Regions from separate parts of the Homo sapiens genome. Here region 2 is linked to region 1. Evidence: read pairs that join two places in POLR2A ChIA-PET (ENCODE). Cell type or tissue: A673. All regions are shown on one strand. Each heading gives the region's core, and the rest is flanking DNA. Links, peaks and the distances in the headings are about the cores only.

Evidence for each region. Peaks named below come from ENCODE experiments on the same cell type or tissue, not always from the same donor. Only the 100,000 strongest peaks of a DNase experiment are listed, where the experiment ranks them.
Region 2: POLR2A ChIA-PET joins it to region 1 with 8 read pairs; 3 of 35 experiments call an interaction of 5 or more read pairs at or near these places.

Annotation. Positions count from the first base shown.
Region 1 is chrX:40,994,894-41,000,277 of GRCh38, reverse strand. No RefSeq gene overlaps it. Among named protein-coding and RNA genes, the nearest start is that of USP9X, 88 kb to the left of the region's middle. RefSeq lists a silencer at 3,144-3,203 and an enhancer at 2,968-3,262. In A673, for the core only: no CTCF peak of the experiment used is centred there; a DNase peak (open chromatin) is centred at 3,137; H3K27ac peaks cover 450 bases.
Region 2 is chrX:40,785,646-40,791,029 of GRCh38, reverse strand. No RefSeq gene overlaps it. Among named protein-coding and RNA genes, the nearest start is that of MED14OS, 53 kb to the right of the region's middle. In A673, for the core only: no CTCF peak of the experiment used is centred there; no DNase peak of the experiment used is centred there.

The DNA.
Region 1 (5,384 bases), core at 139-5,138:
AGACTTGTATGCAGATGTTCAGGGCAGCATTATTCATAATAGCCAAAAGATGGAAATAACCCAAATATCCATCCACGGATGAATGGATAAACAAAATGCTGTCTAGCCACGCAATGGATATTAGTTTGCTATAACTAGGAATGAAGTACTGATAAATGCTGCAACATGAATGAATGAAGGTATGATCTTCTCCAGGATGTCTTCCCTGATCTCTGGACTCCTCTAGCACTTCATCTATAATCTAAGTAATATAATACCTCATATTATGTTTTTTTTTTTGTTTTTGAGATAGAGTCTCACTCTGTTGCCCGGGTTGGGGCACCGTGACGTGATCTCGGCTCACTGCAACCTTCGCCTCCTGGGTTCAAGCAATTCTCCTGCCTCAGCCTCCTGAGTAGCTGGGACTACAGGTGCGCACCCCCACACCCAGATAATTTTTGTATTTTTTTTTTTTTTGTAAAGACAGGGTTTCGCCATGTTGGCCAGGCTGGTCTTGAACTTCCGGCCTCAAGTGATCCACCTGTCTCGGCCTCCCAAAGTGCTGGGATTACAGGCATGAGCCACCATGCCCAGCCCTAGATATTCTTATACATGCATTTTGGTGGACATATGCACTCATTTCTCTTGAGTGTATATTCAGGAGAGGGACTGCTAGTTCATAAAGTAGGCATATGTTTAACTTTAGTAGATACTGTAAAACTGTTTTTCTTTTATTTATTTATTTATTTATTTTTGAGTGGAGTTTCTCTTTTGTTGCCCAGGCTGGAGTGCAATGGTGGGATCTTGGCTCACCGCAACCTCCATGTCCCGGGTTCAAGTGATTCTCCTGCCTCAGCCTCCCGAGTAGCTGGGATTACAGGCATGTGCCACCATGCCTGACTAATTTTGTATTTTTAGTAGAGATGGGGTTTCTCCATGTTGGTCAGGGTGGTCTTGAACTCCTGACCTCAGGTGATCTGCCTGCCTTGGCCTCACAAAGTGCTGGGATTACAGGTGTGAGCCACTGTGCCCGGGCATAAAGCTGTTTTTCAAAGTGATGGTATGAATTTTCACACCCACCAATGGTGTATGAAAGTCCCAATTGCTCTACATCCTTTGGATGGTGGTTATCAGAATATATGTGTGTGTATCTATGTGTATCTATATATATGTGTGTGTGTGTGTGTATATAAACATTTATGACTAGTGTACCTTACATACTTTAATATATACAGGCCAGGCGTGGTGGGTCATGCCTGTAATCCTAGCACTTTGGGAGGCTGAGACAGCCAGATTGCTTGAGGCCAGGAGTTTGAGACCAGCCTAGTCAACATAGTGAAACCGTGTCTCTACAAAAAATTTAAAAAATTAGCTGAGTGTGGTGGCTCACACCTGTAGTCCCAGCTACTTGGGAGGCTGAAGTGGGAGGATGGTTTGAGCCCAGGAGGTCGAGGCTGCAGTAAGCCATGGTTGTGTCACTGCACTGCAGACTGGGTGACAGAGTGAGACCCTGTCTCAAAAAAAAAAAAAAAATTACACACACACACACACACACACACACAATGTTGCATCTCAATTTTTAAAAGTTGATTCAGAAAAGCTGGGTTCTGAATGTAAAGAAGTTTTAGGAATACTTTAACCAACTTAAATTTTCTTTTTTAAGGTATGTCCAAAAGTGATATATGAGAAAAACAAATGTCTAGATAAGTCTAAAAGAATTCTTTGAATAAATATAAAACAAAAATTCTAAGTGATTAAAGACACTTATTTGTGTTCACACGTATTCCAATTCAGAGGGACCTCACGTGATCACCCATTTCTCAAAAACACAGAAACATGCCCAACCACCTCACTAGACTCCATTCCAGAGAGTACAATGCTGAAACTTCCTCTGTGCAGCCTTTAAGGCACTGTCCAGAGAGAGGTTGGCAGGTGGATGGCTGGGCCTGTAAAGGCTGAGCAAGGCCACCGACAAGTACTTGGTGAAGGTCAGTGGGCAAGTTATCTTGCCAGCTCCTAACCGAGTTCATTTGTAGGTTTCAGGCTCCTGGCTCCACTCTGAAAGAACATCTGTTGTGACTTTCTGGCAATGCCCAACTGAACCCTGGCCCCTGTCCGTGCCCCATCCATTGGATTTGGGGCAGCCCAGTGTTCTGTTTCATCCTCCCACTGCCAACCCGGAATCAGCCTCCAGACTCTCTTTCTGCCATGTTTTGTCATTCTCTAAGTGTACTCAGTCAGATGCCTCAGCAAGCTCTCTCAAAAATAGTCAAAAGAGTGATCATGTTTTACAAAGTTGCGGCCCAATGTGCAAAGTCACTACTTGGAGAGGATCTGATAAGCGTCTTACCTCTAGAACCCAAAGACAGGGGATTGGATATGGAATCAATTCTAGTTGCCCCCAACCCACCCACCCCATGACTGGATTGTGGAGAATTAAGCTTAATTTGTTCAGCCTTTCCTTTGTATATTTTTTAAAATAAAAAATAATGCGAATTCAATTTTACGTAAGCAATAGAGATCTTTCCTGTATTTTTATTCAATTCTCCAAACCATCATTCGACTTTAAATTGGATTCACAGATACAATGTTTGGAGATATTTTTTCTCACTGAGATTTAGTACCTTATTTGTTCCTGGCCCATGTGATTCCCAGGTATCTGAAATGTATAAATTATTTATAGTCCAGATGGTGATCTGATACTATCTGCATCTAAAAATGTTCTGTGCTTTTGCTGCAGACACAGACGTTCAATTACAAAATTCAGGTTGGTCTTTAGGTCCTAGCCTGATATCTCAAGGCATTCTTGATTACAAAGAAATACTCCAAATTCCAGCAGCCTTTTTTCCGTTTGCTTTCATTGCTTAGCATTAAAAACCATTCCTCTGTGGGAGCTACCAAGTTAAGGAAGAGAAAAGGGGGGAAGTTCCTTTTTTTTTTTCTCTTGCCGGAGGAGGGAATTTTTTTTTTTCTTAGCCAAATTGAAAACTTCTAAGTTTCAAAATGGGAGATTGTGACTAGATTGCTATTTGTTCCCCCAAATCCTTTTTGTTCATTTTTTGGTAGCAATAGAAACCCCGAATTTAAGAAGGTAAAATGGCTTCCCAGAATAGAGACTACATTACCCAGCCTCCCTTATAGCTAGATGTGGTCATGTGACTACATTCTGGCCAACTATATGTGAGCAGAACTTATGTATGCAACTTCTGGATCATGTCCCTAAAGGAGCAGAGCTTGCTATCTGCTTCCTCTTTGCCCTTCTTGCTGGTTGGAAGAGGGATGTGGTAATGAGCCATCTGGGACCATGTGGACAAAGCTTCACTCAGGGATGGCAATTTCATAACACAGGAGGAGCCCAGGAACCACCATGGTGCTGAAAGAGCAGCTCTGGACTACATATGCCCAGAGGGAGAAATGCTCTGCTTTCTTTATCGTAAGACATTGTTATTTTGGTTCTCAGAGACAACAGCCAAAACTATATTCTAACGAAAAACACAGACACTTAGGCAGAATTGGAGATAATTTTGATCAAAAGACTAGAAGAGGCCTGGTGCAGTGGCTCACACCTGTAATCCCAGCACTTTGGGAGGCGGAGGCGGGCGGATCACCTGAGGTCAGACCAGCCTGGCCAACATGGCGAAACTCCGTCTCTACTAAAAATACAAAAAGTTAGCCAGGCATGGTGTCAAGCGCCTGTAATCCCAGCTACTCAGGAGGCTGAGGCAGGAGAATCACCTGGACCCGGGAGGCGGAGTTTGCAGTGAGCTGAGATTGTGCCATTGCGCTCCAGCCTGGGCAACAGAGGCGAAACTCTGGAAAAAAAAAAAGACTAGGAAAGGCCTGGTGCAGTGGCTCATGCTCGTAATCCCAGCACTTTGGGAGGCCTGGAGGATCACTTGAGCCCAGGAGTTGAGACCAGCCTGGGCAACATAGGAGGACCCAGGTCTCTACAAAAAATTAAAAAATTAGCCGGACATGGTGGAGCATGTTTGTGGTCCCAGCTACTCAGGGAGCTGAGGTGGGAGGATTGCTTGACCCTGAAGCCCAGGAGGTCCAGGCTGCAGTGAGCTGTGATCACCACTGCACTTCAGCTTCGGTGACAGAGCGAGAGCCTGTCTCAAAAAAAAAAAAAAAAGAGAAAAAAAAGAAAAGAAAAAGAAAAGAAAAAAGACCAGGAATGTCCTATCGCCAAGAAAAGTCTCAACTCTTCATTTTCAATTGAGGATTGGATGAAAGGAAAGCACTGATAGATTTTTCTTTTCTTTCTTTTTTATTTCTTTAGACAGAGTCTCGCTCTTGTCACCCAGGCTGGAGTGCAGTGGCGCCGTCTCGGCTCACTGCAACCTCCGCCTCCAGGGTTCAAGCGATTCTCCTGCCTCAGCCTTGCAAGTAGCTAAGACTACAGGCATTCGCCACCGTGCCCAGCCTGATTTTTCTTGACACATGGTCATATATATGTTTTGATTAGATGCTTGAAGAAAGGTCCTCTCCATTCTGAGGATAACTGTCTTTTTGCCTCCTCCTAAGATTGTACCAGGTACTGATTCAGCACTCAGAAACAAATCAAAAGCAAATCTCCAAAAAGACAGGAAGGGTCTCAAAGATGTCAGGAAAAGTTAACTAAATACTTAAGGACAAGTCTCAAAGAGGCCAGAGAAGGTCTGAAACTGGTTAGTAAGAGTCTCAAATAGGTCAGGAAAAGACTCACATATGACAGGAAGAATAAAAAAAGTGAGAATGGAGAAGTCAGAAAGTATCAAAAAAGAAGGAAGGATCTCAAACATGTCCAAAAGGGTCTCAGTCAGACAGGAAGACTCTCAAATAGTAAGGAAAAGTCTCCAACACCTTGGCAAAGGTTTCCAGCAAGCCAGAAATTGTCTCAAATACATCAGGAAGAGTCTCAGACAAGTCAGGGAGAGCTTTAAACAAGTCAATAACAATCTCAAATACTTCTGGAAGGTTCTCAACTCAAGAAGGGTATCGAATACATAAGGAAGGATCTCAAACAGAAGAAAACAATCTTGAATAGTCAGAAAACATCTAAAGCAAGATAAGAAAGGTCTCAAATATGTCACAAAGGGCCCCCAAATAGTCTGAAAGAGCTCAAAAAATTATGAAGGATCTTAAGTATCAGGAAACAGCTCGAGCAAGTTATAGAAGGTCACGAACGTGTTAGGAAAGTGTCTTAAAGTCATCAGGAAGAGTTTTAGATACATCAGGAAGGGACTCAGACAAGAAGGGTCTCAAACATGTCAGTCAAGGTCTTAAGCAGACAGTAAGAGATTCAAATACATAAGCAAGGGTCACAAAGTTGTAAGGAAACGTTTTAATGATCTTTGAAAGGGTGTTGGCCGGGCGCAGTGGCTCACACTTGTAATCACAGCACTTTGGGAGGCCGAGGTGGG
Region 2 (5,384 bases), core at 60-5,059, 210 kb after region 1:
GCAGATGGCAAATCTGAAAGAGCTTGATAACACATGCCCACTTGGGCTTCGGGAGTTGCAGACACCCATCCCTAGAAGCTGTCTTGGGGCCGGAGCCCAAAAGTGCTCACAACGGCCTCTGCATCTGCCCAGCTGCATGCTCTCCCTAGGGGTTTGAGCTGCCAGCGACCAAGCAAGCGACACCCCATCACACATCCGCAAGGGGAATCAGGGAACTCTCCCGTTTCACTTAAATGAGGTGTTTAAATCTTTAGCTTTAAGACATTGATCCCAGTTCCAAGGATAACACAGCTGTTCCCAGCCATTTACTCTCTAGTGCAGATGAAGAGTTTACCATGGCAGACTTCACTGAGAATAAAAGAAGAGACCAAGACACATAAAGATGTGGACCCACTTTCTCCTTGGGGAAGGTAGAGACAGTCACCTTGGGGAAAGTTTGGAGAAGGGGAAGTTGGTAATCAAAGCCAATTCCATATTTTGGTCAGGACTGGCTCTGACAACTGGGTGTGGTAGAATGGTCAATAGACCAGAAGTGCCATGGAGTTAAGGTCCCCGGAGCAGCCCTAGTCGAAAAGGGATGGGAATTTGGTGATTAATACTGCATGTGCAGCATCCATATGGGCCATTCCCCATCACCCTGTGGAAATGTGGGGAACTGCCTGCTGTGCCATGAGTAATATATCCCTTTCCTCTAAACCAGGAGTCTCCTGTCTTCTGCCAGCATCTATGAATCTGTGGCTGGCTAACTTGTTAGCTTGCAAGTACGGTAAAATCTCAGAACCTTCACACTTCTTGACATTTATATCATATAATAATATACATCCATATAATCTGTATACATATATATCTTTTCTGGAATTTCTCCAGTAAGCATTTATTCTTTTTCAAATTTTAAATGAATACATGACCCTTTATAGTTCTGGACAATAACATACCTTCCTTCTCCTTAACATGGCTTCCTTCTCCTTCCTTTTTTACTTCCCCCTTTCCCCACTGTTGTTTTTGAGGTTCACCTCTCAAATGAACTATTGGCATTCAAATTCTTGATTCAGGGTCTTTGTATTAGTCCATTTTCATACTGCAATGAAGAAATACCCGAGACGGGGTAATTTATAAAGAAAAAGAGGTTTAATGGACTCACAGTTCCAAATGTCTGGGGAGGCCTCACAATCATGGCAGAAGACAAAGGAGGAGGAAAGGCACATCTTACATGGCAGCAGGCAAGAGAGCTTGTGCAGGGGAACTGCCCTTTATTAAACCATCAGATCTCATGAGACTTATTCATTGTCATGAGAACAGCATGGGAAAACCCACCACCACCATGATTCAATTACCTCCCACTGGGTCCCTCCTATGATACATGGGGATTATGGGAGCTACAATTCAAGTTGAGATTTGGAAGGGGACATAGCCAAACCATATCAGTCTTCTTGGATAACAAAACCTGAGACAACCAACATGTTTCACAAATTTTTGTTCAACCACCCTGCACACTCCCAATCTCAGTCTGAAAAAGAGATTAATGCAAGTTTCCACTAAATTAGAGGACTAGTGGGCAGAGTGGGGAGGTAGGGGAAAGGGAAAGGCTCAGGCTTTTTATGTACTTCCTGCTTGCAGTGGAGGGTGTGCTTTGAATAAGTCCCACCACTGCCTCCCTCACCTCCTCACCACCTTTGGATACCCTTTCCCTTTCTTTCCATTCATTTAATTCCCAAATAATATATTCATTTAATGACTCCGTAAAATGGTTTAGACCCCATGGAGAATGGAGTATAATGATGGATGTGGGATGTGGTACATTTTTCTGAACAATGAATTACAGTAATAAACAGTCATCAAATACTGAATAGGAAACACACAAAAAATTTTAATTTAAGAAAGCACTCTGGTAATAAGTGCAAATAAATAAAAGGCAGGGTCAAATTAAAATGCAAAGTAGCAGCTAGACAAAAATTATAAGGGATGAGGAAGCCAATGGGGGCCTTAAAGATAGGCAGCATGGAAGTTGATTCAAAATGTTTTTCTCTCATATGCGTAATAAAACATGCTATTCATATTCAAGTATTCTGCAAAATGTAATGACAGCAAATCAAATTTTAAATAATGATGCTTTATTTATTTATTTATTTATTTATTTATTTATTTATTTTTGAGACAGAGTTTCACTCTGTCACCTAGGCTAGAGTGCAGTGGCACAAACTCGGCTCACTGCCACCTCCAACTCCTGGGTTCAAGCGATTCTTGTGCCTCAGCCTCCCGAGTAGTTGGGATTACAGGCATGCGCCACCACACCTTGCTAATTTTTGTATTTTTAGTAGAGACGGGGTTTTGCCATGTTGACGAGGCTGGTCTCGAACTTCTGGCTTCAAGTGATCTGCCAGTCTTGGCCTCCCAAAGTGCTGGGATTACAAGTGTGAGCCACTATGCCCAGCTTGATTTTAAATAATGATGCTTTTAAAAGGCAGCTGGACAAAAAAAGCAATTGGAACTTTAAAAAAACACAAATTAAAATGAACTACTGTTTTGGCATGACCGTTTACATTTTAAAGATCTTTCCCCTCCTACCTAGAAAGTCCTCTTTTTCCTCCTCAATCCTCTGTCTATTCAAACCCTACAAAGCTTTCAAAGAATTGGCTTAAATGCCCCCCTCCTCCAGAGACCCCCTCATAGCATTTATTATCTTTACTACTTGTTTTAGCACTTAATGATAAGAGCTACCACTTAATGAGCTTTTAGTATGTGCCAAGTCCTAAACTAAATCTTCAGGGGCAATTATCTCACTAAACACAGCAATCCTTCAGGTAGCTTAGCATCATTATCCTCATTTACATAAAAGGCAATTGAGGCCCTGAGAGGCTGAGTAACTTGCCCATGATCACAGTTGCAGAGTTAGGACTCGAACTCGAACCTGAGTCTTTTTAATATAGGGACCCACTATACTATACTGTCCCTACTCTCCATCCTAGAGCCTTTGAATTATTCTGTGATTGGCTCATGCGGCACCCCTCCCCTGGGATTATAAACCTCCTGGAATAGACATTCTTGAACACACTTGTCTGTGAAGTTACTATGATCATGTGTTACATTAACAGATTTTCTTTTAGATAAATAATGTGACTCATTTTTTTACCACTTACAAATTTAGGAGTTGACACTTATGTTAAAAATGATAAAACAGGACCTCATGGATATTTCTTTAACATGATTATATATTTATATATTTCCCCCCAAAGTACAGCATCTTACTTAATAATCAAATAAGGGAGGTTTTCATGCCAAAGTCAGGACTGAGATAAGAAGGCCCATTGGATCCACTAGTTTTTTGTTTGTTTGTTTTGTTTTGAGACGGAGTCTCACTCTGTCACCCAGACTAAGTGCAGTAGTGCAATCTCAGCTCACTGCAACCTCCACCTCCCGGGTTCAAGCGATTCTTGTGCCTCAGCCTCCTGAGTAGCTGAGATTACAGGCATACACCACCATGCCCAGCTAATTTTTGTACTTTTAGTAGAGATGGGGTTTCACCATGTTGGTCAGGCTGGTCTCAAACTCCTGACCTCAAGTGATTTGCCCTCCTCGGCCTCCTAAAGTGCTGGAATTAGAGGCGTGAGCCACCGCGCCTGGTCCGGATCCACTAGTTTTAAGAATTGTATTGAAGGTATTAGCCAAAGCAATTAGAAAAAAAAATCAAGTAGAGGCATCATAAGGAGAAAGAAAGAAGTAAAATGTTATCTTTTTTGTTGCAGCTGATATTATTATATACCTGGAAAACCTAAAACAGTCAATGAACAAATTACTGCAAATAATAATCAAGAGACTGTTCATTCTCCATTGTGTGTTCTTGGCATCTTTGTCAAAAACTGACAAATAAATTGACTGTAAATGTGTGGATTTATTCTGGGCCCTATATTCTGTTCTGGTGATCTATGTGTGTTGTTTTTATGTCAGTACCATGCAGTTTTGATTACTATAGATTTGTAGTATATTTTGAAGTCAACTAGTATGATGCCTCTAGCTTTGCTATTTTTGCTCAAGATTGCTTTAGCTATTCAGGGTCTTTTGTGGTTCCATATGAATTTTAGGATTTTTTAAAAATTTATGTGAAGAAATGTCGTTAGAATTTTGATAGGGATTACATTGAATTTGTAGATCACTTTGGGCAGTATGGACATTTTAACAATATTTCTTCTAATCAATAACCAGTTAGAAGAAATAATGGAAGAGAAAACACCATTTACAAGAGCAAAATAAAATAAAGTGCCTTAGTAGAAACATAACAAGAAATGTGGAAAATCTTTATGAAAAAACTATAAAACACTCCTAAAATATTTGAATAAGTAGATTACCACGTTCTTTGATAGAAAAATTTAACAACATAAAAATGTCAATTCTTTGTAAGCTAATCTACAGATTTAACACTATCTCAATATAATTTCATCAGTCTTATTTTCTGGAGCCAGAAATGTTGATTATAAAGTTTATTTAGAAGAATAAACAAGTAAGAACAGACATTCCTTAGGAAATAAAAGTGATGAGGAGGGCTAGCTCCAAGAGATATGAAAACATATTTAAAAGTTTTATAATTAAATCACTATGATATTGACATATGAATTGACAAATGGAACAGAATATAAAGCAAGCAAGAAATACATCCACACACACATGGAAATATAGTATATGATAAAAGCTTATTTCAATCATGGGGAAAAGAAACACGGTTTTTTTTGTTTTTTTCTTTTTTTTTGAGGCGGAGTTTCACTCTCGTTGCCCAGGCTGGAGTGCAGTGGCACAATCTTGGCCCACTGCAACCTCTGCCTCCCAGGTTCAAGTGATTCTCCTGCCTCAGGCTCCCGAGTAGCTGGGATTACAGGCGTCCGCTACCACGCCTGGCTAATTTTTTGTATTTTTAGTAGAGACAGGGTTTCACCATGTTGGCTAGGCTGGTCTCGAACTCCTGACATCAGGTGATCCACCCGCCTCGGCCTCCCAAAGTGCTGGGATTACAGGTGTGAGCCACTGCGCCCAGCCCAAGAAACACTTTTTAAATAAGTGGCACTGGAACAACTTGATAGCCATACAGAAAAAGATAAGATCCAATTTATTCCTTACACTGGTAAATTCCAGATAGAGAAGAATTCTCAGTGTGAAAAATGAAACTACACAAATAATAAGAGAAAATAAGGGTGAATCCCTTGAAGTCTGGGAGAGGGAAAACATTCCTAACTATGATTCAAAGTCCAGAAGCAATAAGGAAAAAGATAAATTTGATCACATAAAAATAAAAACATTTTACATGTCAGAAAACATTATACAAAAGTGAGAAGACAAATGACCAATTGGAAAAAAATATTTGCAACTTATATCAATCAAGAAGTAAGCATCTTTAA